5 separate regions of the Mus musculus genome follow, and all the other regions are linked to region 5. A link is a loop called in an ENCODE intact Hi-C map of the cell type or tissue named here. Cell type or tissue: left cerebral cortex. All regions are shown on one strand. Each heading gives the region's core, and the rest is flanking DNA. Links, peaks and the distances in the headings are about the cores only.

Region 1 (6,583 bases), core at 855-5,854, 150 kb before region 5:
ACAATTAACTCATGTGGACTTATAGTTGCTTGGAAGAAGGAAACTAGGTGGACTAAGGTTTTTTTTTTTTTTTTTTTAAGCCTTTTCTAATGTTGTCACTATTATACACTCTGAGTTCTACACTATGTGCCTGTGCTGACCATGGGGGTCCAGGAGCATGGGGTCAGGTCTGCTCAGCTTCTGGCCGGGCTATTTGCTTGATTACAATGTGGAAGAAGAGTGGACAAGCAAGCAAGAGAGGCATGTTTGTGAGAGAGAGCAGAGTGAGGCTGAGCATCTCCACACAGAGCTCGTCTAGCTCCTGAGGGGACTAGCCCAGTCTCTATAGAAAGACACCCACCCATTTTTGACCATTTTATCCCATTGCTTTATTTCCTATCAATTCCCACGTTTTTACAGTCCCCTTACTTCTCAGTACCATTAGACAAAGGACACATGAACCTCTGGGAAACGGTCCATTGCATAAACTCAAAATCATTGTCAAAAACCCGAAAGTTTAGAGAAGGATCTGAAAGGATGGTGCCCTGCGTTAATGAGGCTCATGTCAATGGAATGCCAGGAGTGGAGTTGGTTGTAAATTGTTGGTAATTGGATTGGAGTGTAGGAGAATGAAGGAAGGCTGGGAGCAGATAAGAACACTAAGTCACTTGATGAACTAGGTCAGTTTTATAGGGAAACCACATCTTTAAAAGCCTCGAGGCCATCTTTTCTCTGATGTAAGCTTGTCAAGGTCAAAGGTGACTTAAATTTCCTTGGTTTTTTTTTTTTTTCCTTATACCCAGTAGGGTGTCAGACTGTGTAGAGATACCTAATAAATTGTGTTAGATATACATCTCAGATGTAATTACTGAAGCGGTATTTTTATTTTTTTACTTTTCAGAAGGTACCTTGATTATTTGCCTAAGTGCAGAGGATGGACATCAAAGAAGTTCAAGGTGTGACACCACCATGGGACACGGCCTGTTTAACAAAGGAGATTCGCTAATCAAAACAAGGCATAGGAATTTCACAACCCAAGATAACTGTGTTTCAACACCTCTAAGAAAGGAAGAATTAATTCAACCACCAGGGGGCTCTCATCTTCTCATTTAATGGAAGGCTTAGCACATAATGAAGAGAAAAATACAGTTGAAGCCCAGAAGGACACACACACACACACACACACACACACACACACAGAGGAGGGTAGGAGGCGACGTCCCTCCTCCCTGTTAAATTTATGCAACCATTGTCAAGACATCCTGCCAAGCCAACTTAATATAAGATGGGAGATTGAATGTAAACAAATGTGCTCTGAATACTCCATCTCCAAATGTTGAGCAGGCCCTCCTCCTTGTCTTTTCCTAATTGCTGTTTGAATTTATTTCTGGTGCACTGTGTTGCAGGAGCTGCCTGGAAGCGTTGTCCATCCATATGCTGGGTGGGAAGGGGGAGGATATGGCAACAGCGCCTCTTTCTTCTCTTTAGGTGACTCTATTGACGCTGTGTTAATTACTGAAGATGCAGTACTGGGGAAAACCCACTGAAATCTAAGGTTTCTGGTGTCCGTGGCATTCGTGATATGTGTTGTCTTCATTGTCCTTCTTTGTATTCTTTTTAATATACGATGTGGTGTGACCTGGGACCCTCTTGCTTTCTTGGTGATACTCAGTGAGTTTTCTTTCCTCCCACCCACATCTTATTCCTTGGGTCAGCATTGCTCCTTTGTGTGCCAAGGATTTAGCACTAAATCTGACCAGGGCTTGCAAGTGATGACCAATCAAATCCCTCGTGGCATTGAGGGAGCCCTTGTATCACGAGAACGGAGAAGGAAAAACAAATGCTATTGGGTGAGTCCTTATTACTATTGTCTATTCTCCTGGTAACCAGCAGAAAGCTGGCATCATGCTTCCGATTTGCATAAGAAGAGACCAAACTCTGCAGGGCTGAGTCACCTATGACTATAAGTGCTGTAGAATTGGAACTAATTGGATTTAGAGTGCCTAGAGAGTCTACTTTTTTTTTTTTCCACCTTGACATTTTAGGAGCTCACAGAAAGTGAATTAACCATTCTGGCTTTCGGTCTTTTTGGACATCACTTTTCCCTCAAACCATTCAGGGTGTTTGGGACAGTTAGCTTCTTGGAGGAGCCTCAAGGCCACAGCATGGTAATAACTATTAGGAGTGTGTCTCAGTGGGCTCCTCCTGGTATTTGAGAGAGAGGAGAGGTATTTGGGTTCCTTGTCATCTACAGCATGTGGGTGGCAATGAGAACCTTTGGAGATCTTTTATAGTAACTGCTACACTCTGGCCATAGCTGCTCTTCTACTCCAGCTAGTAATGACCTCTGAGCTGAGCTGAGCTTCCTGACTCTAAACACAGGTGGGCTTCTTGGCCCACCCTCCTCCCCCAGACATGATTGCACTCCTTGCTTAGGATGTTATGAAGTGCTCGCACCGAGTTTATCACAGGCCCTGGAGCCTATCTAGAAGCCGCCATTATGATGAGCCAGTATCAAGGGATTGTGACTTTCTTAGGAACTTTCCCTGACTCTTCCAGACCTTCTCATAGGAAGCCATCCTACGAGGTAGCGGAAGCTATCTTTTCAGCCTGTCATTATTCAGAACAATGGCTTTTAGCACCCATTCAGGAAGTCCTGCCCCAGGACCAGAGGCTTATGAGCTCCATTAGCCACAGACTGACAGATTGACACAGGCTGTGGGCGGGGACAAAGTGTCTTGTGAAGCAAGCAGCTCCTATCCCTTCTTGGAACTCAACATTCTATGAGGGTCGTATGTGGAACAGTCTCAGAAATTAATTTTCAAACAGCACTCATCCATTTATTTGATCTTCGTTAACTCTGTTCCACTGGTTGGGTTCATTCTAGGAAGCGCGGGCTGTTGTTCCCTTGATTGGATGGCTGGTGTGGCATCTGGGAAGACTCTTGAATGAAGAGAGGAGGGAGTGGGAACTTGGCAAGCAGAAGCCGAAGGATTATTATAGGCCTATGAGTCACAGGGACTGCAGGCAAATGATACAGAGTGGGCTGATGGAGGGAGTGTGGGCAGCGAGCAAGCTTGAGGTAGACTGAGAGGAAGGAACTAATGCAAGGAGCAACGCTTTGGGAGTATGTTAGTCAGGCTCTGCAGAGAGACAGCACCAATCGGATTCGAGTGCATGTCGAAGGCAATTTCATTCAAGGAATAGGCTCCAGGGATGACAGGATCTGGCAATTCTCAAATGTGCAGGCTGGAGGCCCAGGGAAAATGCTGATGTGGAATGTCAAAAGTATCCCCACAGGTGCCACCCCCGCGGTGCTCACAGCCTGGTGTTCAATGCCCGGAAAACACATCGGTTCACGTCTATAGGGAGCTGTGAGAAGTCTCGACCCAAAGTCTCTATAGATGCTTCCATGCCTCTAGCAGAGTTTGGCTCCAGGCTGTGCCTCAAGCTCACCTCTGCTGCGTACCCAGTGAGGCCAGGTCTCCAGTTCTGCTTATCTGGTTTGGCACTGGCTGCTCAAAGCAGCTAGGAAAGCAGCCAGTGGTTCGAAGACAATTTAAGCAGGATTCTTCTACGTGGAGGGGAATTTCAGCTTTGGCTGCGTATTAGAACTATCTTTAAACACCTAGCGCGGGGTTCATAGTGCAGACAAATTCAGAATCTCTGTGCTGGGGGTGAAGAGAACATCCGAAAAATTGTATTCCTGTAAGCGCCTGGCTGTGTCATCTAGCCTAATCACCTCACAAAGGTAAGGTTACCACTAACATGTAAATTTCGAAGTTCATTTTAACACATGGATTCTTGGGTGACACTTTCAAACCATAGCCACCCTTAGCGGCTCTCAGTGTTTCCTTTTCTGGGCTGTCCTCAACGTCTGATTAAAAACATGTTTTTTTTTTTTTTCTCTCTGATGGTGCTGAGGTCTGATACATGTACCCACACAAAGAGTGCCTGGCTTAGTGGGTAAGAGCGCTGACTGCTCCTCCAAAGGTCCTGAGTTCAAATCTCAGCAACCACATGGTGGCTCAAAACCACCCATAATGAGATCTGACGCCCTCTTCTGGCATGTCTGAAGGCAGTTATAGTGTACTTATGTATAGTGATAAGTAAATCTTTGGTCCAGAAGAAGCAGGGACCAGAGTGAGCAGAGGTTCTAAAAAATTCAATTCCCAACATCCACATGAAGGCTCACAACCATCTGTACAGATACAGTGTACTCACATACATAAAATAAAAAGATAAATCTTTAAAAGAAAAAAAAAAAAAGAGTGCCTTACTGAACTGTGTCACTGGCCCTAACTCACTTGTTAAAGTCGCTTGGGTCCAGAAAAGCAGGTGTTTCCACAACGATGCTGTGTTCTCTACCCTGGCATTCATCACATGTTGGCTTAAAAGATTTGAAAGAAAAATGTCTAATGTGTTGAAGACACAGAGGAAGGATTGGATTTTTTTCAGTCTTCACAAAGGAGACAGAAACTGGATTTGTTAAGAAAATCATATGGCATGCAGGAAACAGCTTTGTCTGACTTTTTTTTTTTTCTCTTGGGTAATTCTTCATTGAGAAAAACCCATCAATGTTACTGACCCTCAGGGGTTTTGCTACCAGAATGATGACGTCAGTCTCTTTGTGCGCTGGTGAATGAAGGTTCTGGGATAATGACTAACAAATGTCCATTTGAAGGGGAGCAGACTGTACGGGTTCATCACTGAGTCATCACTGGGACAGACCAATGAAAAGAGTTAAGAGCTACCATTCGGTATCTATGACTTCTGAATCTCCAGTCTCTCAGTTAATAAACCAGAATTATCGGGTGGTAACACTAGAGCTTTTACAGTACAAGTCTGAAACCTTGCAGCTCTAACAGGAAAACTGTCTCCACTCACCCTCAATAAGCCGACGCAATAGCCCTAATAGTCAAGAGCAGAGAAGGGAAAAGATGGAGTGTGGCTACTGGTTCTTGCTATCTGGAAAATTGTCGACATGGTGACAAAAACTTCTTCGGGGAAGACAAGCTCCCCTGTGCCTGGCAGTAGAGCCCCAGCCTTTCCTTTCCCCCTGTCCTTCTTCTGGGGAAATTCCAGCTCCATGGTTCCATTGCTCAATGGTCTCTGTATCTGAAGGGAGAAGCTCACCTGCCTGTCCTCTCCAGCTGAGTTGGTCACATTGAGCTGAAGAGCAGCCTCCAGGATTCACAAACTCCCAGACCATCAGAAAGGGAACTAAGTTTGTCCTAAGACCTTCGCATCTGTGAAGTGCTAAGGAGCCTGAAGTGAATTATGTTGGACTTGGAGGAGTCACTATGTCCCTCCCATGACTCTGGTTTATATGAGAAAAGAGAGGGACATTTGGATCTGGAGTCCTGATTCTCGTAAGGTGCGGGGTGCGGGTGGGGGAGTCACAAATAGGAAGAAAAATGGAAGCAGAGATGATAGCATTGCTGTGATTAAACAAGTGCCGCCAGGAGCCAGCAGAAGGAAGGGTCTTCCTCTCCACCTTCTAAGGAGACATACAGCTACTATGCTTGATCCGTAAGACGATTAGCTTCTTCATCTGTGGGGAAATATACTTTCATAGTGTTTAAGGTGCCCAGCTTGTGGCATTTTGTTACAGTAACTATAAAGCTCTAAAACAATTAACAGCTACGCTCTTCTAAGGTATTGAGACTGTAATGAATTCATATGGTAAATATGATTAGATTTAGTAATGATAACATTTTAACTAAATATACTTCGGGACTATTTGATACTAAGGTAATGACAGCCATCAAGGCTGCTGGTGCTTATGGGTCTTTTGTGACTGTCTCTGTGACTCCGGGAAATGACAGGTGCTGAGTGAAGGCGAAGTGATTTACAGCAGGGTGGTCAGTCAACATGCAAGAGGTGCATCTCCATGTGTTCACCCATCCACCATGGAGGGGGTTGGAGCTGTTCTTTGACTGCATGTAACACATTAGACCACGAATCATTTAGAGTTACCTGTTATGGGCCCCTCCCTGGAGTTACACGTTCCATCTCTTCCTCAGTAAACACCCACAGCACCTAGGTTTGTGTACTTAAGAAATTTCCGTTAAGCTCAGCTTAAGGAGTGTGCAAGTTCCTTTCATTAAAGTACATTGGTCTTCTCTTAGCTACTGTCTCAATTCTAAAGTTTCATTTACTTACCTCTAACTGCCATCCCAAATCCACGAAACGGAACATTCCAGAAATAAACAACCTAGCTGGTAACTTTTATTATAGTCTACAATCATCCTGTTATTATTATTTATGATGGTTGATCTCTTGCTGTGTCCAATTTATTAAACTTTACCACAGGAGAAAACATAGTGTATATATTGGTTTGTATTACCCTTAGATGTTTCAGATACTCAATGCAGGTCTTGGAATGTCTTTTCCAAGGGAGAACTACTATGCATTGGATGAATAATTTTTGGTCTTATATGCCCAGATCCTGGGTGGCTCCCTGGTAGACTGAGAGTTCTCTGTATGGTCCAAAGCCATTTTGTGACAGTTCTTTCCTTTTTTTTGATTTGATTATTACTCAGAAACACATACTCCTATATGGGCAAGTACAAAGGTGGCCCCAGCAGCCACAAACCTACAA
Region 2 (6,583 bases), core at 536-5,535, 200 kb after region 5:
ATGGGGTAGTGCCCCCTGGTCGGGCGCTGTGGAGCAGTTGTGCAGAGGGAGCCTTGTCACTGGCACCTTTTGTTACACACCCGACTGCTGAAGTCTCATGTGGGTTAAGAAGACTGGGCAGTAGTTCTGGGAGGTTAGATTAAACTTGGAGCAGTTTCAGGAAGATGTTACCCCTGCTACAGTATGGGTAGATGGTCCATGTGCCTGCAGACAATTTGACTCCATATTTTATTATGTACAAAAGCAAGGATGGGTGTGTACACACACATACACACACACACACACACACACACACACACACTCAACACACTCACACACATACTTTTTAAAGAGGATGTGAAGGGAGGAAGGGAGGAACATGGGACATGGAGGGGTGACAGTGAAGTAGGAATTTGATCAAAATAAAATGTGTTCTTATTTGCAAGGGAGACAAATTGAAGGTTGACTGCATGTGACTGAGTGGAGTAAGCCAGGGTGAAATGGCTTCATAGTGTGTGAATCCAGCTGTGTGGCACTTAGGAACTGGTAACCTATGGAGACAGTAACCCGGCAGGCTGTGGAGAAGGAGAGAGACATGGCAGCGCACAGAGGATGTTAGAGAGGGGAAGCTGTTCTGTACGGTGGGCACCAATGCTGCTGAAGTGCAGTCCACGGATCACATCAGGGGTTCTGGGTGTGGTGATGGTGACACTCAGTTTAGGCTCTTTGAGTGGCAGATGATCCACTGTGGGGCTGATGTCTAGATTCTGACAGTGGGGGGAAGTGCTTGTGGTATGGGGGTGTATAACAACTCTACTTTCTAAACAAATTTTGCTGTCAATCTGAGACTGCTCTAAAAAACAGTTATTATAAGGGATTAATATTTTGATAACTTTGATTTCTGGATCTGGGACACTCAGTGCCTAGTAATGTACAAACACGACTTTAATGGGATGGCCCACAGTAGTCCACAGTTACACAGTGGGCACAGCTGATATTCTGGGCATATTCTTTCTGTAGTTCTGGAAATGATTTGTGCTGACCTACTATTTGCCCCGACCTACTAGGTGTTTTACATGGAGCAAGTTGGGATTTCTTACCATTGTCTTGCTTTGCTCTGTCTGTGCAGTGAGTATATATTGTGGGTATATATTTATCTAACGTCAAGCCATCCTTAGATGCAAGTGATATTTTCACCACTATATATATTTTAAGTCTATGAATGTAGTTGTTTTTATAATAAAACATTCATAGTTTTAAAATATTAATTTTATGTAATTTTATTGTTGATATGTCTCCCAAACTAGCGGAGTTACTGTCCCTTGGAGGACAAGGATTTATTGCTAAAGAGAGAACTTCATGCTTGAACTGCTTGGCAGTTCTCCTGTCTTTAACAAACAAGCTTCCCTCTTGTCCTCTACCACGTCGTCTGTGCTCTAGGAGATGGGTGTGTTGCTCATCTGTGTGTTTCACAATCCAACGTGAAAGAACGGGAGGTTATCTCAACTTTTCTTCTCTTTCTGTCATCCAAGGCTTGCAGGAAGCAGGTCCCAGAACAGCTAGTCTGCTGCTTAGCTGTCGGAGGTGGGCTTCCTGCCCTGGATAGTCTGATTGGTAGCAGGTTGTTCAGGGTGCTCCTCTGCTGAGTATTTGGTAAGACAGCTCCTTCTGAGTTGATGAGAATGACGGATAGAAATGTTAATCTGGGGCAGGGAGGAGGAGTGGGAGGAGTAACTCTTTCCTCGGGATGCTTCTCAGTAATCAGTAGGAAAATGTGGTAAATATGGAATCGAAAGCTTCTAAGTCCCTGAAGTCAGCGTGGTGAGTTGTCCCTTCTCTTTCCCATGTGTGAGCTGGGAGAAATCTGGAAATCGGACAATTCCCATCTGGTTCAAACTTTGCCTTTGTACCTTCAAGGGTCATATGCATAGATTCAGTAATGTAGCTGCAGTAATGTTAGGGCTCTAGCCTGATGGCATAGGCCAGTGCTATACTGCCAGAGACTTGGGAAATATGTGTAGCTTATCTATGTTAGCATATGAATACAATATTTCGTGGGAATACTGAAAATGTAGTTTTCTTTAAATAGCATTCACTCAGTCAGTCGTGTGCTTAGAAAAACGGAAAAACTCCAGAGCACGTTTGCAAAGCATATATGATGGTGTCAGTCCCACAGCAGGCCACCCCTGAGTTGCCTGTCTCTTTTGAACTTGACACACAAATAAAATTCTAGAATTATTGATCTTGTAGTTGAAAGGAAGGCTGTAAGACATTCAGTTAATATTTTTTGCCATTTCTCATGGTAGAGTTATAAAAGTGAATAAGATCTAGTCCTTGCCCTTATAATCTAGCATGGAAGACAGTATCTGAACGAGTACCTTGTTTCTGAGGATTAAGTTCTGGAAATCGAGCCCTTGGGTAGGAGTTGGACAGTCTGTGTGCACAACAGGCTGGGCATGCTGGGCAGTTCCCTTCAGCTCCATGAGGTGGCCGCTGCTGCGATAGTGAATGACAGGCCACACTGCGGTCGTTGCGTGGCTGACAGGGAAGAGCTTCCGGTATGCTTGTGCTATGTGTGTACTACACAGCTCACTGTATGCAGCTGGCAGCTGTGTGTAATATGTTCTGGCTCTCAGCCTCAGCATTTGGGGGCATGCGGTAGGAGCTGGGGTATTGGAAACAGAGTAGTCAGTAATTTAAGTAATTTGATCCGAGTATGTTACTGTGTTATCTGAACTAAGGTGTGCCTGCTCTAGACTCAGGGTGAGAGTCTGGCTCCTTTCATCATGCTACACCAGTCTCCTTCACTTCTCTCAGATGCTCTGCTTGGACCGTGAACCTTAGAAACACCCGCTTCCTTCCCTTTGTTTCCCTGCAGCCTGGTCTGGTTCCAGGGTTGCTCACATGTTGCTTTTGTCTCTTGATTCTGCTCTGGTCTGATTGTCCTGGTATCCTGCTGAGGGTTAGTAGGCCAGGCTGGCCTTGGCTACTTGAGATGCATCTTCATGGCCCCGAGTGACCCTCCTACCTGTCCCCAGGTGTCACAGTGCCCAGCACATTGATAGGACTTCATAAATGCTTATGGAATAAGTAAATGACAATTTTGGTTTTATTTTATTTTTATAACTTATGTGCATGCATGTGTGTGTAAACGAACTATTCTGTTATTGATTTACATGGATGTGTTCCAACTTGTGCTCTCCTTAAAATATCTTTTTAGAGGTTATTAAAACCACTATTTAAGTTTGCCTCATGCTTTTTCAATTACAATCCTTACTTTGATACGACCAGATATTTAATAACAATGTACAGAAATTTATATTTTTTGTTGTAATATGTAGATCAAAACATATTCCAATGTGCCCCCTAGCTGCTCATCAGTTATTAATGTGATGTGTATTTGGGAACCCTGCCACTGTGATTCTTCTGTAGCCATACAAAGTAGACACCAGTGTTATGTCTTTAAATACATATCCAAGACATGAACTTAAACAGTTTAAATACAAAGTGTTAAAGGGGTTTTTGATTATTTGAGATCTCTATGTGATTCTTACTAGATAATGGACTAGTTGTTCAAAGAGCAATTACAAATAACTTGACTTTTCTAAATGCCAGCCTCCAAAGGAGGCAGTATATATTGGATACGGTTGGCTTGGGATCATTCTAACGGATGGTCAAGGTCCATCTATTGTTTCCTTCTCTAGAGCCAAATTGCAGCCTAGCTAAATCTTAAAGGACTCTTATCTAGGAAACCAGATATACATAGGGTCTTGCAGAGAGACGGAATTGGGAGTCAGGACTCAGTGGAACACAGTCATCTCTGGATCTTCTATCAGCTTATGTAAAAGGTCAGACAAATTCATTTTTAATTCTGATTTTCCAAAGTTCAGAAAGGTGTTCGAAAACAGAGACCAAGGAATGCGTAGCTGTTACTTTAAGAAGGAAATTAAGTCTGGAGGGAAGGCTGTTATGACTGCTGACATCTGTGGCCTCCTTTCATTTGCGTAAGAGGTGGACTGGCTTCTCTGTGGCTGCGGTTGCCATGGAGAGGTAGTGGGGGAGGACTCCCAGGACTGCAGCCTGCCAGCCAGTGAGCCACAGAGCTGCTTCTCAGAGTGACTGAAGGGGCTGGGAGCTCAGGTGTGCCAGCACACAGATAATGAGGATGGCTGACCTGCCACGGCTGGTAACGTGACTGTGTACATACCCTGGGTGTGACGTGTGTGCAACTGCCTGAGGTTCGCTATGTGAATGGAGAAGCCTGTGTTGTTGTGTGTTCCCACCCTTTCATGTGATTTCTCTCCACTCGATTCTAGTTGATAAAGAGTTTAAACAGTTAAACCAAATGTGAACCCTGATTATACTAAGAAACTGAACTTCACCTGGCTTGTTTGCATCTAGATAACAGCATCTTGTAGCAAGGCAAATAAATAATACATACACTCAGAAAAATCTAATATGGTAGGTTGAACAGCGACTGAAAGAAATGAGTTAGTAGCAGGAGATATTAACACATGGGTGTTAGAGCAGTGCGGCTCCCTAATGCAAGAGTGAACAGTGGAGCGGGAAGATGGCTTTCTCTGCAGAGCCTGAAGAAGCAAAGACGCAGGGTGCTCTGGAGAGGAGTGTGCTGCATCTCGAGATGAATTGCATCATGGCTAGTAATATTTTTTAGGGGAATACTTTGTCATCAAATAGAAAATCATTACCGTTATGAGTTTGTAGTAGGTACTCGTTATGGCTTGCTTCCCTTGTCTTGCTATAAGAGCCTGCTAGACAGGAAGCTTCATTAGTTTTGGTTTCTGTTTTCTTGTGGATTGGTAATTTCTTAAAGATTATACTTTAATTTTACTCGGGTGCCGTGTCTATGTGTCTGTGTCTGTGGAGGTGTGTGCATGGGTTTGCAGGTGTCCAGGGAGGCTAGGGGTGTCAGAGCTCATGGAGCTGGGTTTAAAGGAGATGGTGGGTATCGTGTGTGTGTGTGTGTGTGTGTGTGTGTGTGTGTGTGTATGTGTGTGTGTGTTAGGAACTGCGGTGGGCCTCTGTAAGAGCAGCATTGCTCCTAACTGCTCAATCATCTTTCCAGTTCCATGACTGGAAATTTTGGTTTTGATGCAAACTCTGAACTACCACTTTAGAAAATATTTCTAAGTAAATTTAGGACTTTTTGGATTTTTTTTTTTTTTGAGAGAACACATGTATTAAGTTTATCACAAAAGTGAAGTTCATTTGGCTTCCTTTTCTGAAGAAATCTAAATGGGGGCTAAATATTAATTCTGCTTTATAGTAAAAAGTTGAAAGCGTTACAGGTAAGAAAATAAGCTGACTTCTTAACACATATTACAATTTAGTTTAAGAGGATAGTTTATTCTGCCAAAAATAGGAAGGAAGGGAGGGGGAAGAACAGATAGGAAAAAGGAGAGCTGGGGAGCGTGCCTACAGCCTCAGTCAGGTGTAGTAGGAGACCCATGAACTGAAGGCTAGCCAGCCAGTTGTTTCGTTACAGTTGATTTCATACTGTGTCTTAAACCCAGGAGCTGGAGAAGTAACTTTGTAATGGAGTACTTGCCAAGCACTGCCAGGCTCTGGTTTGATGCCCATTCTCACCCAAAAAGATAGACTGTATGAAGTCTGGGCAATAATAAATATAAGTTTGTAGAACTGAAACATTTATTCTATCATTTACTTGGAAAGTATCATTTTAACGTAAAGTATCTCAGAAGCTGTCAGTAAATATTGAAGACTTTATATATGCAAAATTCTTCTTCAGATGACAGCCTTCCTTGGCATCTTTGAAAGTTCTGTTTCTTTTGTGCTAAATATTATATCTTTAAAAAACAATATTTATTTATTTTTTTTAATTTACTTACTTTACATCCCACTCACTACCCCCTCCTGGTCACCTGGTCACCCCCTCCCACAATTTCTCTCCCATTCCACCCTCCCCTTCTCCTCAGAGCAGGTGGGGGCCCCCCTTTATAACTCCCTACCCTGGCACATCAGGTCTCTGCAAGGCTAGGTGCTTCCTCTCACACTGAGACGAGACAAGGCAGCCCAACTAGCTGCACATCTGATGCATATGTGTGGGGAGGCCTAGGTCCAGCCTGTGTATGTTGTTGTTTAGTTGGTGGTTCAGTCTCTGAGAGCCTCAAGGGTCCAGGTTAGTTGATTCTGTTGGCTTCCTGTGGAGTTCTTATCCCTTTCAGGGCCCGCAATTCTTCCTCCTATTCTTCCATAAGAGTCCCCATGCTCCATCCACTGCTTTTCTGTGGGTCTCTGCATCTCTCTGAGTCAGCTGCTAGGTGGAGCCTCTTAGGACAGCCATGCTAGATTCCTGTCTGCAAGCATAAGAGATTATCATTGATAATGTCAGGGACTGGTGCTTGCCCATGGGATGGGTCTCAAGTTGGGCCTTTTATTGGTTGGCCATTCTCTCAGTCTCTGTTCCATTTCCCATCCCTGCATTTCTTGTAGACAGGATAAATTTGGGGTTGTAAGTTTTGTGGGAGGGTTTTTGTCCCTATTGCTCCATTGGGGTTCCTGCCTGACTACAGGAAGTGGCCTCTTGAGGCTTCATATCCCCCATGCTGTGAGTAACAGCTAA
Region 3 (6,583 bases), core at 577-5,576, 220 kb after region 5:
ACTAATATCCCTTTAGACCCTGCTAGTACAATACTTGAATCTTTAATTTTTACATTTCTCAGACATTGCGTTTTCAGCTAGAAAATGAATTTAGTATAGGGCTGACACCCGCCCTAGTGTCTCTCCTTTCCTGATCTTGGCTAGTTTTTTCTAACACTGTCATTGTTAAAGGAGAGTGATGGTTTCCAAGATCTTGTGCTCTGAGTGAGTCTATTTAAGTTCCATTTCTGCATGCAGGGACTCTGTTGTGTTAACCACCATCTCTAAGAATACTCTTGAGTTTGGCTTCTCTCCATCTACTTTCTACATTTGTGTGTCCAAGCTGCTCCCCACCCTGGACTGTTTGCTTCCTGCCTCTTTGCATTTCCAAGTCCTTGATTCTCCCCAGCCTGAGTGTCCTTCCTCTGCGGATGTTGTCCCTTCCCACACGGCAGGACCTGTGTGTTTGTCTTTCAGTTATTTGCCCGCAGCACTTTTCATCCTGACACTGGTACACATGGATAGGATTAATTTCTATTGAACTTAAAAGTTGTATTTTTATACTGCTATTCATTATAGGTAATTTAGTAATTGAAGAAAATGTAAAGGGTGAAATGAAAAATACTAATATACTGGGGAGGCCTCCCTTTTCTGATCAGAAATGGAGGAGGATTGGGTGTGAGGGAAGGGGAGGGAAAACCAAGCTCAGAATGTAAAGTAATTAATTAATTAATTAACTAATAAAATATACAAATGGAAAACACAGCTACCACATCACCAAGTGCTGAGGTGGATGAGGGGAACGGGATCCTTCCACACTGGGTAGGAGTGGAGTGGAAACTTCTGTACCCACTCTGGAAATTAGTCTGGAGGTTTTTCAAAAACCAGAAATAAAACTACTCCATGACCCAGGCCAGAAAACATGTTAATGTACTACTCTCAGATGTGTGTGTCTTAGTGTTTGTGTATGGTTGGCCTGCCTGCCCATTGATACCTAAGCCCATATTCATCTTTAGAAGCTATACAATGGCGAATAGAAGGTTTCTTTAACTACTCCCCCATTGTACATGTGACTTCTTCCAGTGCCACTGGTAACACATGTGCTGTCAGAAGCATTGTAGCAGTACTTCATGTGTTACATGGCTGTGACTTCAGGTATCCTGTATTCTGCTGAGCAAATGGAATTTAGTGAGGGAAACAAGAAGGCAGGGAAGACAGCTGGATGAGGAAAGAAGAGTCGGGTGGGGTGGGAAGAGACTCTCCAGGACAGACTTCCTTAAGGGCTTTGGGAGGAGTGGACATCATAAATTTGGACTCATCTCTTTGGATACATGTGTTAATAATGCTGGTTACTCACATCAGGTACCCTTTCTATTTAGTATTCAGGCTTTTGTTGAGACAGACAGATGTGACTTAATCACGAACACTTGGATATTATGCAAGTCACTTTCTCTCCTTATCCTGTTGCTCTTACAAAATTATATACTGACTAAGCATGTCTAGTCCCCAAATTTAGGTCAGAAGGGCTAAAGAATTGGAAACGTTGCAGACATGATGATCATCATGGAGAAAATTCCATAGTTGACTACATATGGCAAATCTCATGTGACAAGCAGGTGACCTATAAGTGCTGTGTAAGAGGTGTGTGGGAAACATCAATAAATCTTGTGTTTACACATGAGTGTCACTTTAAAGATTTATCACCTATATGAAAAGAATTCTGAAATCCAAAACATGTCTGGTTTCACTCTGCTAGGTTGAGGGATGCTCAACCTGTATTATGCTGTTGATGAGCAATGAGTTTATGGTGCGTTCCTTTAGTGTGGTTATCTGTGCTGTGAATGGTCTTCTTGGCATAGATTTATATTCGTATAAAACTTGTTCAAAGTGTTGGTTTTTATATTAGCTTTGGAAAGTAAGTCAGAACACCTGTGAATGTTCTTTTTTGGAATTCTTTAGAAAGTGTTGGATCTTTTTACTTTTGAAAGAATGTGACAAACCTCTAGGCCTGGAGCTTTACTGAAAGCCAGGTAGTTTTTTTCTCCCTCCATTGCTCCAATTGTCTTCGTGTGGTCTGCAAAGTCATTCTGGTCAGGCTTTGTTCTTCCTGTGTCGATTTGATAACTGGATCATAGTCTATCTTTCTTTTTCAGTTTGTCATATTAGTTAGGTTCATTAATTCAGAGTTGGACTTGCGGGTTTTTTTTTTTTTCCTCATTTATTTCTCTGTTCTGTGATTTGAAATATCAGTAGTCTAGAATTCCATTTTTAGGTTTGCCAGAGTGGGCTGGAGATACAGAGCTTGTAAGTTAAGAGAAGTTGCTGGTAATGGCAGATGCACTAGGTCAGGGGTCAGCAAAGGCTAGGAATGTTCCTTATGTTGAAGAGTATGTGCACATGTGGCTGGATGTGGCAGAATGTTAGTGACACTGTGTCTGTGGTCAGAAAGCTGAGAGAGGGGACTCTTTCTCCTTTTATTTAGTCCATGGCTCCACCTCATGGGGTGATAACTACCTACATTCACAGTGATCCTTCCACTGCAGAAAGTCTTTTTGGAAAGGCTATCCAGACATGCACAGAGGTTTGTCTCCTTCACTGTTCTAAATGCCATGAAGCTGACTATAAAGAGGATGTTGCCATTACTAAAGATGCTTGCTCCATTTCATCATGATGTCAGGCTGCAGCTGGCAGCCACCACTGAGTCCTGAAGGAAGTGTTCTGAGGACAGGGCTTTGCATACTTAATAGTAAAGGACGCGAAGGACAGTGTATGGACACCTTTGTTGCTGAGTTAGTATTGTTTTCTCCCCCCACCCCCCAAAGATAGAAACTGTGTTTCTTGTTCTGGGTCACACTGAAAAGTATATATTCCATTAAATATTGGCAAATTATCTTATATGAACTACAAACACAGAATACATGGCCACGATCTGAAATTTCAGAGCTAGTGTTAAAAGTATATCCTGCTTGTTAGGATTGTAAAGCGCAGGTTAGGTGTGAAGAGGACACTCTGTGAAAACTGACAGAAGCAAAGCTCTCCCAGTTCCCTAATTGAAGATGTTCTTTGCCTATTGAACTGGGGCTGCAGGTGAACGTGTCCTGTGCTGAATACAGTTATTCTAAGTCAGGGCCTAAGTCTCTGTAGCATTATTGTTGAGACAAAAGGCAACTGAATTGAAAATTGAAAAATGAAGACCAGTATTTTGTGATCAGGGTCATTTTTGTAAGGAATTGTATGAAGTGCACACAGAGGTGGCCAGCATCAGTATGCTAAATATCCACACAGATGTGGCCAACCTCAGCATCCTAAATAACCATATAGAGATGACTAGCCTTGGTATTTTAAATAAGCATTTTAAAAGTCTTTGTTAAATCTTAAGTTTTTGTTGCTTAGAGCGACAGTAGAATCCACTAATAAAAAGCCGCTTTTCTTAAATGTCAAATTACATGTGCATAAACTCTAGAAACCACAGCTATTACAACTGTGAATACATATAATATATACATCATTATTTATTACTAAGGTTTAGATGAACTGCTGGCATAGTAATAATAGTTCTTTGGTAATAAACCCTTGTTTCTCAAGGGCTATGTTTTTAAGTCACATGATTTGTTTATTTATAGTTTAAATATCAACAGTGTACTTAATGCTTTGTTTAAAAAATAGCCTTTCTGCTTTGGTCACTTGTGCTGATCCTGATTCGCCCTCGCCTTCGGGTTTGTTTGTTTGAAAAAAAAAATGCTTAGTGTTGGTTCTACATTTTTACATTAGTCTTAATTTTATTTATTTTAAGTTTTAACTGTTACACAAAACCATGTAAATTATACATCTTTGTGAAGCAACATGGTATTTCTAGGTGGCCATTGTATACTGTTCAAAATCGCTAAAACATACATATTTCCCCAAATATTTATCGTTTCTTTGTGGAAAATTTCAAAGTCCTTTCTTCTTGGTTTTTCTTCTTCTTGTGCCTGGCGTATGTCTAGGGTCTTGCATGCATTAAACATGCTCCAATCCCAGGTACCATGTTATGCTTTGAGACAGACAGACAGACAGACAGACAGCAGACACACACACACACACACACAGAGGGAGGGAGGGAGGGAGGGAGAGAGAGAGAGAGAGAGAGGGAGAGAGGGAGAGAGAGAGAGAGAGAGAGAGAGAGTGTGTGTGTGTGTGTGTGTGTGAGTGTGTGTGTGTGTGTGAGTGTGTGTGTGTGTGTGTGTGTGTGTGTGTGTGTGTGAGTGTGTGTGTGTGTGTGTGTGTGTGTGTGTGTGTGTGAGTTGTGTTTTCCCAAGATTCTAGTGCTTGCCTTCTGATGATCACTAGCAGGAAGCAAACAGACAAGGTTTGGGGAGGGGGTGTGTGCCTCCATTTCTCAGGATGGAAATGCAGTGTAAGGCCTCAAAGGTTACATTAGCTTGTTCCCTGACCTTCTGTGACTCCTGCTGTGCAGGTATGAGCCCTGAGCAGTTGGAGGAAGTTTGATGAGTGAACTGAAGGTGGTTTGAGCTCTGCCTTTCTGGCAGGAGGTGGGCGGGGGGGGGAGGGGGGAGCTACAGCAGAGGTAAAGGACCCTAGTGGTCCTTTAATTTATTTAGAGTACGGTCCTGTGCCAGAGGCCATGGACTCCCTGGCTAAGAGTGATAGGTTCTGTATTGTAGACAGTCCAGTGTCATTTGGCAGAGGCCAGAGGCTATCATCCACTTGGCACAACATTGTAGAGCATTTATCTAAATTATACTTTGAGATATCTAAAACACTATGCTGTTGCTGGCACCATGCTTAATGGAGTACAGAGTAGTACCCTGGGAAGTCTGTGCCCTTTGTTATCAGTATTGGGTCTGACGTTGGTCTTGAATGATTATATCCACCATTGTCAAGTCTGTACAACCTTACAACATTCAGAAAGAGCTGACCATGGGTGTATTTATAAACCTGGTTCTGCCTAGAGCCACAGACTGACCAACAGAGCCTGTGGCCGCACTCCCATTACTCCCCTATACTGTAACACTCGCCAAGTCCATCTGTTTGTGTTTGCAGTGCTGAGGCTTGAACCCAGGGCCAACACTTTACCACTGAGATATTTCTCCAGTCCTACTTGCCTTGGTTCTTTTTACTTCCAGGTCCAGTCCTTCCTGTTCCAGGTGGTTTTGCCTCTGGGCTGCACCTGCCTTTGGAGCTTTGTACTTACTCAGTAGTTCCATGATGGTTTTCTGTGCTGTCTCTTAGACACATCCTCTAACCTTTTTTAAAGATTTATTTATTTATTTATTTATTTATTTATTTATTTATTTATTTTATGTGTATGAGTACACTGTAGCTGTACTGATGGTTGTGAGCCACCATGTGGTTACTGGGAATTTGAATTTGTTCGCTCCTGTCAGTCCCATTCACCCTGGCTGGCCCATCCTCTAACTTTTTAGATACTCTCTGGCATTGTCAAGGGGCAGGCAGTATTCTGTCACAGTACTCTTCAATTCATTGTCTCAGTTTTTCATTAGCGTTGTTTCTTGTTTTTGTCCTAGGTCCTTTTCTGTCACTGCAATGAAATGCATCAGGCTGGTTCTTCTAAGGAAGAAGGCTTATTCAGGTCAAGACTAGAAGTCTAAATAGTATAGTTGCTGGCTCTGCTAGAGCCAGTTTGGCCTCAGGCCAGTCAGCACAGTGCTGGAACACTTCATGGTAGATCACATCTTGGGGGTCTCCTCGTGGTGAATTCACATAGGAAAAGCAGAGAGGCTGGGGAGCAGCCAGGCTTGTTCTGCACAGTGTTGCTTTCAAGAACTGACTCGGGGCCCATAAAAACCACCACAGTCCCTCTGAGAGCAGTTCCCTCTGAGAGCAAAGACTGTCCCCTCCCATGCCTGCACACACTAAGTATTCCCACTTTTTAACGCTCTAGGACTTTGTAACACTGCTCCACTAAAGATGAACCCCTGGGGGACACTCAGACTGTTAGTCTGAGGCACCATCTGGCATAGTCTCACTGATACCAATCTAGTGAGCATTTGTTTTAACAGATCCTGGGTTGGGTACACATCATATTGAAGAAAATGATTATTTTTTAGACATACTTTTTAACCCACAAAAATACTTCCCAGTTATAAAATTGAGTATCTAGAATGCAGTGTGAGGCTGGGTCTATCTCAGCTGGTGGAGTTCTTGCCCATCATGTATGCATAAAACTCTGGGTTTCATCTCTACCACCAAGTAAATTGGGCGTGGAGATGAAAGCGAAAGTATCATAAATAAGGTCAAGACTATCTGCCACTGTCTGAGGCCAGCCTGGGCTATACAAGACCTTGTCTGTTGAAGTGAATGAATGAACGAACAAATAAGAATGTAGTAATTTGCATTATGGTGACAATAATTTAGAGACATTCTCCTAACTACAAATTGATCAGAGTTGCAGATTTGAAGGGAAGTATCCTTACTTTAATAGTAAAATTTTCCCAAATAAATGGTTTCAGTGTGTTACATGTCTGTTACTGCTTATGAGTAATTGCCTGCTCTAACATATTCCTTTTTTATTATGATTGACGTATGCTTCTTCTCTTCTCTTTTCCTCAGACAAAATCGAAGAAGCACAAAAAGAGCTTAA
Region 4 (6,583 bases), core at 902-5,901, 77 kb before region 5:
CAGAGCAGGCACTGTAATATAAATAGAACCCTGTCCTTCTACTGTTTGTAGGCTGCCTTGGAGTTTGTGCCAACGGGGAGGAGGGACTTCTTTTTCTCTAGACATGAATCATCCTCTCTGGGGACATATGCAATGACATCACATTGTTATCATCCCGAGAACTTGAGGATCAGGAGGTTTGGGGAGCATTACACGAGGAGAGCAAAGGGAAGGTTCATGTCTGCTAGAGAAGGAGATACAGGCTAGAAAGGGATCAACTCTAAGAATCTCACCTAGGGGCTCCTAAAATTGGGACATCTGAGCAAACTCAACGGCCCTGCACATCAAGAAGTGTCCAAAGGCTCCCCACCTTCACTAGTAGGTGTGTGTCCCTTAGGGCCGGGGCCAGTTCTTAGATGGAAAGGGAGTGAAGGAAACCAGGAAGCACATCTGGGGAGGACTGGGTACTATGTGCACTGAGCTAGCACAAGCAGACTAAGCCATACTCGGCTGCTAGGGTTTCCTCACTTGGTAGAACTCATTGCTCTCGGCTTACACCTGAAGCTCTACCTCTCCAAAAGCCCCAATGTCAGGGATGTCTATGCCAGCAGCTACAGCAGAGAGAGGAGAGTCTCAATAGACATCCTGTCCTAGCAAATGACAGAGAGGCAGACACCAGAGCTGTGTATGTAGAATGTGTGTACCGAGTATGAGGTGGTTGATTCTCATCAGGTCACCCACTTAAAACTTATCAAGGAGGCCTGTGTTCCACTAAGTCACTATGTCCCTCATTATTTATCCATCTCTGTCAAACACAAGATGACTCTAAGCTCCCTGTCTTCCTTCCATCTTCTCTCCTTTTCTGCTTACGCCATGGTGATAGCTTATGGCCATGCTGTTAGCTTCTGTTTGTGTTTCTACTTAACAAATGTGAGAATGAACAGCATAAGGTCCTTAGCTCTGGGTCACAGTGTAACCAATAAACAAAGGAACCTTACAGCGGACACAGCCACCAGAGCACACTCCCTCTCCCTGGGGCCACCTCTCTGTCTTGTCGGGAGTGACTTTCTTGTCCCCCCCACCCCCACCACCCTTTCTCTTCTTAGTTAGCAGCTCTCTGTCAGCCACCAACCCTCTGGCAGCTTCCATGGCTTCTTTTGGGACTTCCTGGGGGCAGTGTCAGGAGGAAAAAGGCACAAAGCTCTGAAAGCTGACTTGTAATAAGACAGGTTTTGCCATTCAACTGGGACACAGACATGCACTCAGCCAATTAGAAATTAAGGATGTCTGAGAGGAATGGTACATCAGACTCAGAAAGATAAAAGTCACACATTTTCCTTCCTATGTAAGTTCTAGATGGTACTGTTTCTATGCGTGGGCTGCAGCCTCTAGGTCATGAAACTAGAAAGGGGAGGAAAGAAGTCATGGGGAGAAAGAAATAAAAAGTCAAATGATGCATGTAACATGCAAGAAGGTTGGGGACTACTGGGGACAGAGGAAGGATGTGTGGGTGGGGATCAATAAAATCAAAATCTGTATGAAAATTCCATGATGTCCATTTTGGTTTGTATGCTAATATGAAAGGACACATAGAAGGCTAACATGACTAGTAGGGCATATTACAAAAGCGTTAAAAGTTGTGTTTGATTGAAAATATAAATAAAAAGAGGAGAGATGTGCTATGTCGATGGATTCCAGAGATGGTTCAGTGTTTAAAGAGAATTTTCTGCTCTTACTGGGGTTTAGTTCCCAGAACCTACCAGATGGTATCAAACTGCCTATAGTCCCAGCACTAAAAGATCTGACACCCTCTTCTAGTCTCCACAGAACCTGCACACACATGGCACACAGACAAATATGTAGGCAAAACTAATGTAAAAGTTAGGCCAAAACTAACATATAACATACAATATAATAAAATTTACAATTCTTGCTAACATGAGTTGGATACTGACGTCACTAGTAATAATAAACATGAATGTTAAAGTTAGGAGATCTATAGCCTGATCATTCTATTAATGGAAATTTTAAATTTTAATGAAAATATAAATCAGTTAAGAACGAATAGCTATAGGTGAACATGCAAGATCTCACGATGTAGAGATTTTGAGGCTCAACTATATTAGTCAAGCTATTTGAAAACTATCCTTGGATGGGTTCCCTAAAATATACTAAACCTATCTTTGTCAGATGGGGGATATTCTATGAAGTCAAACTTTCAAGAGCATAGAAAGGAAATCACTACAGGTAAGGTCTCGGGATTGGTCTCCTTAGCGTGCTGGGGCCATGCTGGGGCCGGAAGCAGCCAGAGGAGGAGTTATTCATCTTAGCCACGCCCACAGCAGACATGTGAGCAGACGTCTAGTCTCTGAACACAGAGGAGAACTGTTAAAGTGGGTCGCGCTGCTAAGAGCGTGGGAGGCAGAACTGGTTTTGAGCTAGTGAGAGTTCAAATGCTTTTTACATTTACGGAAAGGGGAGGGAAAGGACAGAAAACTGCGCCATACACTGGACTCCAGGTGGTCTATGGAAGGCAATGAGGAAGCAAAGTGTTGAACAGAGGCGAATAGGCCTTAGGGGATATGGGCAGAGAAATGAGGAAGGAAACTGCAGATAAAACTTGAGACAGACTTCTTTCTCAGAGACAGTAGTAGCTTTCCTGGGAAAAAAGGGACCTGAGGGGGTATTTTGTTTTGTTTTTTGTTTGTTGGTCAGATTTGTTGTATTTGTTTCATATATATAAAAAGAGGCCACAATGTTTAAAGGAATTAAGAAAAGGAAAAAAAAAAAAAAGGACTCTGGAAGATTAACCTGGAATCTGAGTATTGGAAGGGTGGACACTTCCTGTAGGAAAGGACAGGGCAGAGCTAAGGTGGCAGTCCTCGGGTGCAAAGTAATCAGAGTTCAGAAGGAGCCGGCGGGAAATTTGGGGAGGGAGAGGTGGGTCCAACAGAAGTAACAACCAATGGGATTTTTGATTTGGTGGCTAATTCACCAGAAAGGCAGGAAATGGGATTAAACTAGAATATCATCTGAGCCCAGTGAGATGCTCAGGTTGGTAGAAGATTACTGCTCAGCCCGACTTCCTGACTTCAAGCCTCAGGACCCAATAGTGGAAGGAGAGAGCTGACTCCAGAGAGCTGTCCCTTGACCTCGACCCCATGCATTGAGGTGCACATGACCCCCCCCCAAACACACACATACATGCACACAAAATAAATAAAGGTGCTATATATATATATATATGTATATATATACATATTATACATATATATACATATTATACATATATATATGTATAATATATATATATATATATATTTTTTTTAAACACCAAACTAGAACATGCCAGCAGACAAAAAATTAGAGAAAATGCCATTGGAAGCCAGAAGAGGTCAGGGGGGTGGCTTATAGAGCTGTGTGACAAGTCTGTCCTGCTCCATAGTTATGTGTGATAGAATGCCCATACAGGAGTCTGCCTTTGATTAGTACATAAAAGCTGCCTTCAGTTTACCCAACAGAGTTACGTATAGTGCTCTTAGAATTCTACAAAATCAGTCTTTGTTTTCTTTTCTAATGATTCACCTTTTTCCCTCATGACATCTCAAGACTGAAACCAACAGCCACCTTGACACTTTTTAGCACAAGGGAGTAAGGTCCAGAGCTTAAGATATTCAGGCTAATATCCAGAGGGGAACACAAGGCCAGAGGGAAGGGGACAGGGCCTCAAGGGGCTCTTCAACCTGAACTCAACATCCCCCACCCCGACAACATAGCATCACCCCACCACCGTGCTTCTGCTCCAGCCACAAGATGAGGATTTCAATTTTGAAGATTCAGAGGGATTCGCATATTCTGATCCCGGTGTCTGAGAGATCATAGAGCAGTAGGTACAGCAGTTAAGGATGCTGCTGCTGCTTCTTCTTCATAGGACTCAGGGTCAGTTCCCAGCACCCACAGGACAGCTCACCTATAACTCTAGTATCAGGAGATCTCATGCCCCCTTCTGGCCTCTAAGGCACCAGTCAGACATATGTAGTACACATTGCATGCACAAAAGGCGATACGAGAAAAACTCTCATGCCCTTAAAGTAAAACTAAAATGAAATCTTGAAAACAGAAAAAAAAAACAAAAACTTTTTTTTTGCAGCTTGAAACCAGATAATTTTATAACTGTATTTATTTTATTTTGTTTTTAATTTATTTATATTTATAATTTATTTGCTTATTTGTGTGTTTGCTTATTTTGGTTTTTTGAGAAAGGGTTTCTATGTATCCCTCTTCCTGTCCTGGAACTCACTCTGTAGACCAGGCTGGCCTCAAACTCAAAAGACCTGCTTGCCTCTGCCTCTGCAGGAGTTGAAGGCCTGCCCTGCCACCACCCAGCAGAACTGTGTTTTAACTTTGGTTTGGTTATAATAGTTGAAGCTGTGTATTGGCTGTTGGCTCGGGTGATCTCTCCTTTCAGATGGATCTTGAGCCTATAAAAAAATGTAGTGGGAGAGGAAGGTGGCAAAATGTGTTTGCTTTTCTTGGCTAAATCTGTGAGTCGGTGCGTGCTGTCAAATGACATTACTCCTTCATTGGAAGTCACACTTCCTACTCAACATGTGACACCGCCTTCTTTTCACAGACTTTCCCAAGCAAGGTTCAAAAAAAAAAAATCTCTCCTGTGTTTTGTATTCAAGTCTATAGTCCCCAAGTTGGGCTCGGAAAGTCTTTGTAAAAGAGCACTTAACAGTTAGACACCCCAGTAGCTACAGAACTTTTCCAAACTTAGTTCCTTAGAACAAACTACTGATTAGCAGGGGAAGCCCCAAAACTCACCAACCATGACGAAGGAAGACCTATAGGGAGTTTGTGCTTAGTAAGTGGTTCGTGGAAAAACTCTCACGTTACTGATAAGAGGTTGGTTCCAGACGTGGATAAACCGACTTACCAGATTAAGGAGTGTCAAGTACTTGGATCGCCCACCGTCATGGAATTCCCTTAGCTTCTCCTCATTCCTTCCAATCTGTGGGATGTGATAATTGAGGAAAATGTACCAGTTCAGAACAAGGAAGTGGTACACGCAAGTGGTTGTTTTCGTCATGGCTTCCCTGGATCGGAGCGACAGTGGCACCCGCTCTGCGTTCACTCTGAGTCCTGGGTGTCCCAGCTGCCCTCTGTTCAGGCTGGAAAGCTGTAGAAACAAAGCCCTCTGGGCATGAGCATTTCAACACAGGCTGGACTTTGCATCTCGCTCTTAGGCACCTTTCCTTATAAGTGTGGGAGGGAATCTCTGCGATAGGTAACCTGACAGTTTGCACCCATTTCAAAACAGGGCTCCAGGAAAGCCATGAAGTTGCACTTTGAACAGAGGGCATAGGTTGCTAAATAACCTGTTACAAATGCCATCTCGGTAAAAGGTCACGCCTCTGCTCTTTTCATTTGACTGAAAGATCAGAAGTATCCACAGTGTCCCAGCAAAGGGGAGGTTCCTTTTAAACCAGGAAGTACAGACTTGGATGTGTTTACAGCATGAAGAAAGATAAGGAAATAGGGTGTAGTCATTCCACTTTTGAAATCTGAGGCATTTTCAAGCTTGAGAAAAGTCTTTGATCCGCTGAGACACCGACTCAAGGGTGTCTCACTTCCACACCCTTACACTACGGAACTAAAGATGTTCAGACATTCTATCCGTACAGCATTTGTACCCTGAGGGAATAAGCACAAGGAGAGAGTCAAGGCCAGGAAGCCAGTCAGAGTGTAGACAAGGCTGGTTGGGGGTGTATGTCAGGGGTAGCAGGACATCTGTACTGCCCCAAGGAGAACAAGACTAATCCGATTGGGAGAGAAAAGGACAGGTCCCTACCTCCATCTATGCAGAAGGGGACTTAAGGAGAACTGCCTTGTGACATCACAGGCTTGTTTCCCTGGGCAACTCTCTTGGAGGACTGAGCAAATTCCTTGAAAAAAAAAAATGCCCCTGGAGCCATTAAGGAAGTCTGCAGTTGATGTTATTCATGACTTCCCCAGGGCTTATAAGAACTGAGAAAAAACCCATGAGGAGCTATGGGAACCCAAACAAATCCAGAACAGGTCTATATCTCTCTGAAAAGCCAACGGGATCAAACATTCAGACTCAGAGACAGGAGGAGGACAGTGGTCCTGAGCCAGCAGCTCTGCAGGGGAACCACTTCCTAGTCTGCTGGAAACTCGATAAAATAAAAAAAAAAAATCTTACAAAGTTGTAGGCGTATAAACAAATTTTATTTATCCTGTATTTCTAGGCTAGCATTGTAAGGACAGGGTGCTGGCAAGTTCGGTGTTTGGTAAGGGTTCATTTTCTGCTCAACACAGACAATTCTCTCACCATGACCTCTCAAGGGAAAGAGACACAACAGATCCTTTGATTATCTTTGGGGCCAGAATCCTATCTGAGAAGGCTCTGTCTTGTCTTTATGTCCTCAGGACTTGTCTATAACCACACCTGTGACTAATAGTATCATCAACTTGGAGAGTTAGGATTTCACCCTATGAATTTGGCAAAGGCACGAACATTTTTTAAAACAGAAAATCATTCACTATGGAGAGAGCAATCCAGGACATGGGGGCAAGGCTC
Region 5 (6,583 bases), core at 545-5,544:
CTTTTGTTGTCCTGGCCTCGGGAAGAGGAAACAGCGCACAAATGTAACACATTCCAAATTGGCACGTGAGCTAGCAGGATAAAGAAGGATTCCAAATCATATGGGAAATTAAAATGCTGTATAGAATCACAACAGATAGCAGAATGGGTTGCCACGTTCTGGGCACAGACAGAGGAAAGAGGAGTGACAACAGTCCCCACACAGTCCGAGCTGGCTCCAATGGGCAGGTCGCAGGGATAACTCCAATGTGGTGTTTCTCTTTGTACATAGTGTGTACTGATGAGATGATTCATCAGTGTATCTGTCCACTTAAATTTTCATCCTTATTTCTCGAGAAGATACCAGGAATCCTTTCATCTGGCTATCTTGAGTGTGTACAATAAATGCCTTGGGAAGATTTTCAAGCAAACATTTTGGAGACAGCCAAGTAGCCAATTGAAATGAGATGAAGGAAGCTCACTGTCTTTTAAAGTCTTGTGTAAACATCAAAAACTATTCAGGAGAGAAGTGCTTGCCGGCCTTTTTACTAAGTCAGGAGAACACTGGCAGAAAGCAGTGATGTTTTCCTTTGCAGCCCTGGGACCCAGGAACCTTTGCTAACTGTGACCCAAAATCCAGATGCCCAAAAGAAAAGGTGAACCTTTCCAACTTTGTAAAATCATTATTATTTTTTTAAGGGTAGGTTCTGTAAGTAAAGTCACAGGACAGATGACACACCGGGAAAAATATTTCTAGCTCATTTCACAGAAAAATCAGCTCATCTCCCAAGTGCGCGGGCTGTTTGCAGATAGAAGTCAGTAAATGGCCAGTTGTTTGTAGAAAAATGTCGGGAAGGACATTAACAGAAACCTCCCGAGGAACAAACTAGCTTTTAAGTATAAAAAGCTGCTGGGCTTTACCTGTCAAAGAAGAAAACCAAATAAAAATGGCCCTGTGATGCCAGTTTTAAGCCAGCAGTTTAGCCAAACCTAAAAGCCCACATTAAATCCATTAGAGGACAGTTGACTCATTGCCAGAGACCTGTTAATTCCATGTCTCCTAGGGAAAGAAATTCACCAATACTTACCAAAATTAAAAACATGGTCACTTCAGTGGCACATATACAAAAACCAGAACGACACAGAAAAGACTGGCATGGTCGCTGTGCAAGAATGACTCATCAATTGATGAAGTGTTCAGTATTTGGAAACATGCTTTTATCCGCTGACCTAGTAATTCATTTTGGGGGATTCTATGCTACATGTATGTCATACGTGCACAATCATGTATTAGCAGATTTTTATAATGACTTTGATAGCAAAAAATTACATCATTCAACAATGCCATTCACTTAAATAAATTATAATGCAGCCCCTCTGGGGACTATTACACAGCTACATCAAGAGAAAGACATGGAATAAAGAAGAAGCTCTTTGTATATGAATGTGGAACTCTCCAGAAATACTTTAATGTATATTAATCCATTATGACATTCTGGTATAAAATGAAGAAATGTCTTTATAGTTTAATTTTGCTCTATCTGCATGAAGAATCACTACAAGCACAGAGATACTCACAAAATGGCTATCTATGCACAGAAGTCTGTGTAACACATAAGAAATTGATAAAATTGGCTATTGATAGTCCTCAAAAATGAAAGAAATTCTATTTCTAGGTAATTAAACAAAACAATGGGAAGCAAGAACTCAAATGAATACTTCTACGCTGATGTTCATAACATTATACACAATAACCCAAAGGTAGGAACAGCATGAATGTTTACCAGAAATTGGAAAGATGACTGTGTTTTTGTATGTATGACATATGTTTATATCATAAACATATGTACATATATATACTTATACATGGCTATCATTTGGCCTTGAAAAGTAAAGAAATTCTGACACATATCACAACTTGAGTGAATAATAAAGGCACTATACTAAGTGAAATAAACAACACATATAAGACAAATATTCAGGGTTCCTTTTATGCAATGCATTAGATAGGCTTCTCCAGAAGAACTGAAGTGATATAATGAATGCATACAAAGGAGTGTAGCCCCTTGGTTTACTCATTGGCTGGGTAGTCCAACAGGGGCTGGCTGCTCCCTGCAGATGCTGAAAACCCAGTAACTCTTTGATTCATGAGGTTGGACTATTCAGCAGTCCCAATCTGGCACTAAAGATCTGGAGGAGTCCTGGAGAGCTGTTGGTCCTTATGCCATGCTTGAAGGCCAGAGAAGCTGCTTTCTGATGGCTGGAAGGATGACAGACAGCATGGTAGCATTGAGAGAAGATACACACTCACCAGCGAGAAGTGGAAGCAGGCAGGTCAAAGCATCCCTGTTTGTCCCTCAAATCCCATCGTGTCTGGGCTACCACCAAGAAATAGCTTCATAAACCCACTCAGAGGTGTGTATCTTAATTGATTTCAGATCCAGTAAAGCAGACAGCCAGGGTCAGCCATCCAGAAGAGTCAGACTCATGGAGACAGAAAATAAGTTAGAATATACTGGAGGCTGAGAAGGGGAAGTGGAAGCTCCTACTAAAGTCTCAGTGCGGATGATGGAGTGATTCTGCAGATGAAATGTGGTGCTCATACACACACTCGCACACGCACATGTGTGTACATGCACAGGAGCACACAAGCACACACACACATATTTGCTGGGCATAATAGTGGTACACACACACACACACACACACATATCATACTACCAAATATACACCATAATACCAAAAGAAATTGGCTGGTAATAAAGTCAGGAGTGTAAGTAGAAGACTCAGATCTGGGAGAGACACCACTCAACATATGTCTCCTGAACTATGTAAATATATTATGTAATTACCCAACAAGTCATTTCTGAAGAGCCATCTGGACTTCTCAGATCACTTCTGTACTGTGAGGTTTTTTTCTCAATGCAAATATTGCTTTTTTTTTTTCACCCCAGTGCCTTAAAAAGCACCTACATCATTGCATCATTGTAAGACTGAGGAGACAAACTTCCACAAGCCAGAACATTAAGCAGCCCTGGCTAACTGAAGTAAATCTTCAGTTTCCTTTTGTCAATCCAGAGAGGTGCAGGTTGGGGCAACCAAGAGGCCATCTCCATCCTGGTCTTTGAGGGGCTGGTTACTCCACTGACTGCACTGCCTGAAGATGTAGCCTCCGACACAGGGAAACGAGACAGACCAGTTCTGACTACCTCACTCTGTGATTTATACACTTGCCAAAGCTCCCCTGTTTTGTATGTGATTCGTCTTCACCTCAGCCATTTTTTTGGTTATTTGGATTGGTCTTTTGAGACAGGGTCTTGCTAGAGAGTCCAGGTTTGTCTTAAGCTTATGGTAATCCTCCTGCTTCAGCCTCTCACGTTCTGGGGTTACAAGTGTGTGATATAACACCATGCTTTCCACTGACCATTGATACATCATGCCCTCTTTCATCTGACTCCTTTTGGCCTGCAGTCCTTCCCCTACAGGGGCACTGCAGAAGGAAGAAAAGGGCTTCAGCTCTGCCCCACCCAGTCCAGTCCCCAGCTGACCAGCCTCTACTTGAATGATTCCATTCCAAGAGAGACAACCTCTACTGAAGGACCTGGTCCAGTAGCACTGACATTTGTCCTTATGCTGCCCAGAGACTTCGACTCATCCATCCAGTTTTATTTTCTAGAAACATAAAAAAGAAAATCTAATACCTGTTCGGCATGAAGGAGCTTCAGATAATTTAGAGTGACTACTTGGTAGATGGGAGTCGGCTCTGGGTTCCATCTCCAACATCGCCAAGAGCTGAAGCAAATCCCAATTCCTAGGGTAGGTATCACAAGCTGTGGCTTCCATCTTGCAATGATTCACTCTCAGGCTTTTCCCTCCTCTCCTGATAAACACAACTCTCAAATAAGCTTGACACCACTACCACCAGCACTCCTCGGGGCCCACAGCCAGGAAAGAAAGAAATCCTTCCAACACGTGAACAGCCTAAGGAACAAGTCTCTCCCCTCTTGGAAAGTCTATTGTACATGTTAATTAATTTATTTATCTTGGTTGGTTTGCCTTTTTGTTTGGTTTGGTTTTGCTTTTTAAGATAGGGTCTCTGTCTACAGCTTTGGCAGACCTGGAGTTTCCTATGTAGGACAGATTTGTAGCAATCCTCTTGTCCCAGTCTTGGGTTGGCAGTGTTGGGATGGCAGGCAGGTATGTATCAACATGCCTGGCTCAGCCTACATCTGGACTGCAGCTTTAGGACAGGGCCAGAAAAACAGAACCAAAGAAGGTAGGGACTGCCTGACCCAGAGACTCCAATAAGCTAGGCAGGACATTACATGTGGGGAATTACATTACATAGGAGGGCATTTTCATATGGAATAATAACAAATGTGTGCCAAAGGGAAGGGTAAACTGTAGAGATAACTCAGTCATCACATCCATGGCTCACATGATTCATAAGCTCAGCCTCTAGGGACAGTGAGACTGTCCTGCCCTTTCTCCACCTCAGATGGAGTGGCATCTTCCCTGTTCTTTCATTGGCATTGTGTTCTCCTGACCTGTGGAGGTTAAGTGTCGTGAGAAGTGTTCTAGGTATGATATCAATGGCCTAATGTCACAATCTTGAATAACAAAGTTGTCATAGCTAACTTTCATGCTTTTTTTTCCATATAAAAATACACATATGTTTTACTAAGGTCTTGAAAAGAGTTTTTTTTTGTTTTTTTTTGGGGGGGGTCTGTTTTTTTTTGTTGTTGTTGTTTTTGAGCATAGAATTGTGTTGGTATCTAAGATGTGAAGAATGACATTTATCAAAAAGACAGATTGGCATTGGTTTTGTGTCATTATAAAAAGTAAGTTAGCATTAGAATAATTTTGTAAATAATATAGGAGAAACAAACTGAACAGCTCAGAGATGGCAGCTCCATGCAGATAGTGACTATGGATTTTGAATATTGCATACATGTCAATTACTTTTACATATTCATATATCCAATCATTTGTTCCTCCGTCTTCCCTTCCCTTCCACCCTTCCTTCCCTTTCTCTCCTTTCCACCCTCCTTCCTTCCTTTCTTTGCATCATTGTTGCTGAGACAGGACCTCACTGTATTAACCAGTCTGGCCTCAAATACCCAATCTTTCTTTCTGCCTTGGTCTCCTATATGCTGGGATTGCAGGTACGTGATGTCATGCCTGGGGCAATTGAAACCCCTTTTACCTTTTTGCTATGGATTAATCCTTTCAACCCATTTTTAATGATCTCCACCAAACGACTATGCTCTTCGCTGGCTTCATCAATCTCTTTCCTCTTTAACATGAAAATATTTTAACATTCGACGAGACGTCATGGGACATATTTCATTGTCTGAGCAGTGAGATGGGAGGCAAGCCAGAGCTACTTTATCTCTTACAAGTGGAGTTTTCTTTAAAAGCAATTTAAAATGTTTAATTGCAGCTGCAACATATAATATAAAACTTACCCCCTGAATCACTGTATGTGTGTAGTTCAGAAGTGTGAACCATTGTATGTGTGACCTACAGTTCAGAAGTGTCAAGCGTGTTCACAGTGCCACACAGATGAGCTCCAGAACATTCTAGGCTTGCAAAACAGTCGATTTTTTCACATTAAACAATGCTCTCCACTGTTCCCTCAGCCTTTGTCAGACACTCTTCTACGACAATGACATTGGCAACTTTAGATGCTCCACAGTAATAGAATCACCTCAGATTTGCATTTTTTAAAAAACTGAATTCTGAGATTTAGTAAGTTTCCTCAAGGTTCGTCCATACTTTAACAAGAATCAGAATTTCATTCTTCGGGGTTGAGTGATAGTTCATTTGACCGCAGCCCACTGCACCTTGTTTACCCACTCGTCTGACAGTGGGTATTTAGATGGATTCCACTGTTTGGTTACTGAATATAATGCTGCTCTGATTATGGGTGTGCAAATATTGTTCTGCATTTACTTATTTTGCACTTATATCTAACTAGACCCTGGAATTATGAGTGTTCATCTGTTTTTCTTCAAGGTGTCTCCACAGGGTGTTTTATAGCAACCGCATTATTTTACATTCTCACTGACTGGGTGGGTACAAGGTTCCAGTTTCCCTGGTCTCTACACCAACACTTGTTGTTTTCTATTTCTTTGACAGTGGCCATTCTGGTGGTATTTTAGTTAGGGCTTTATTGCTGTGAACAGACACCATAACCATAATAACTCTTATAAAGGAAAACATTTCGCTGGGGCTCGTATATAGGTTTACAGGTTTAATCCACGGTCATCGTGGCTGGAAGCAGGGCAGCACACAGGCAGACATGGTACTAGAGAGGTAGTTTGAGAATTATTCATCTGGACCTAAAGGCAGCAGGAGAGGGAGAGGGAGAGGGAGAGGGAGAGGGAGAGGGAGAGGGAGAGGGAGAGGGAGAGGGAGAGGGAGAGGGAGAGGGAGAGGGAGAGGGAGAGGGAGAGGGAGAGGGAGAGGGAGAGGGAGAGGGAGAGGGAGAGGGAGGGAGAGAGAGAACCACTGGCTTAAACATTTGAAACCTCAAAGCCCACCCCCTCAGTGACACACTTCCTCAAATAAGGCCACATGTTCTAATAGTGCTACTCTCTGAT

The links. A loop is a pair of places that touch in the nucleus more often than their neighbours do. Peaks named below come from ENCODE experiments on the same cell type or tissue, not always from the same donor. Only the 100,000 strongest peaks of a DNase experiment are listed, where the experiment ranks them.
Region 1: it touches region 5 in a loop (9-fold over the local background); 4 of 42 quality-filtered maps call a loop at or near these places.
Region 2: it touches region 5 in a loop (2.5-fold over the local background); 2 of 42 quality-filtered maps call a loop at or near these places.
Region 3: it touches region 5 in a loop (3-fold over the local background); 2 of 42 quality-filtered maps call a loop at or near these places.
Region 4: a loop joins it to region 5, with 4 times the contacts of the local background. A loop is called at or near these places in 4 of 42 quality-filtered maps.

Annotation. Positions count from the first base shown.
Region 1 is chr13:41,746,066-41,752,648 of GRCm38, forward strand. No RefSeq gene overlaps it. Among named protein-coding and RNA genes, the nearest start is that of Gm40925, 72 kb to the left of the region's middle. In left cerebral cortex, for the core only: a CTCF peak has its summit at 1,061 (motif pointing right); DNase peaks (open chromatin) are centred at 1,146, 1,313, 1,822, 3,026 and 1 more place; H3K27ac peaks cover 888 bases.
Region 2 is chr13:42,099,113-42,105,695 of GRCm38, forward strand. All of the region lies in intron 2 of Hivep1 (human immunodeficiency virus type I enhancer binding protein 1), which reads left to right. Among named protein-coding and RNA genes, the nearest start is that of Hivep1, 50 kb to the left of the region's middle. In left cerebral cortex, for the core only: a CTCF peak has its summit at 2,459; DNase peaks (open chromatin) are centred at 1,681, 1,994, 2,558, 2,899 and 2 more places; H3K4me3 peaks cover 1,269 bases; H3K27ac peaks cover 3,071 bases.
Region 3 is chr13:42,116,608-42,123,190 of GRCm38, forward strand. Hivep1 (human immunodeficiency virus type I enhancer binding protein 1) reads left to right here. Exons shown (of 9, transcript NM_007772.2): 3 at 6,553-6,583. Among named protein-coding and RNA genes, the nearest start is that of Gm32778, 67 kb to the right of the region's middle. In left cerebral cortex, for the core only: a CTCF peak has its summit at 2,508; no DNase peak of the experiment used is centred there.
Region 4 is chr13:41,823,225-41,829,807 of GRCm38, forward strand. It overlaps Adtrp (androgen dependent TFPI regulating protein), which reads right to left. Exons shown (of 7, transcript NM_001145875.1): 2 at 4,919-5,161. The coding sequence starts at 5,071. Among named protein-coding and RNA genes, the nearest start is that of Adtrp, 21 kb to the right of the region's middle. In left cerebral cortex, for the core only: a CTCF peak has its summit at 4,006 (motif pointing left); DNase peaks (open chromatin) are centred at 2,385, 4,538 and 4,970; H3K27ac peaks cover 1,436 bases.
Region 5 is chr13:41,900,569-41,907,151 of GRCm38, forward strand. The region is part of intron 3 of Gm10790 (predicted gene 10790); the gene reads left to right. It overlaps Gm22157 (a small nuclear RNA gene), which reads left to right and starts at 1,083; the gene lies at 1,083-1,186. In left cerebral cortex, for the core only: no CTCF peak of the experiment used is centred there; a DNase peak (open chromatin) is centred at 2,871; H3K27ac peaks cover 1,348 bases.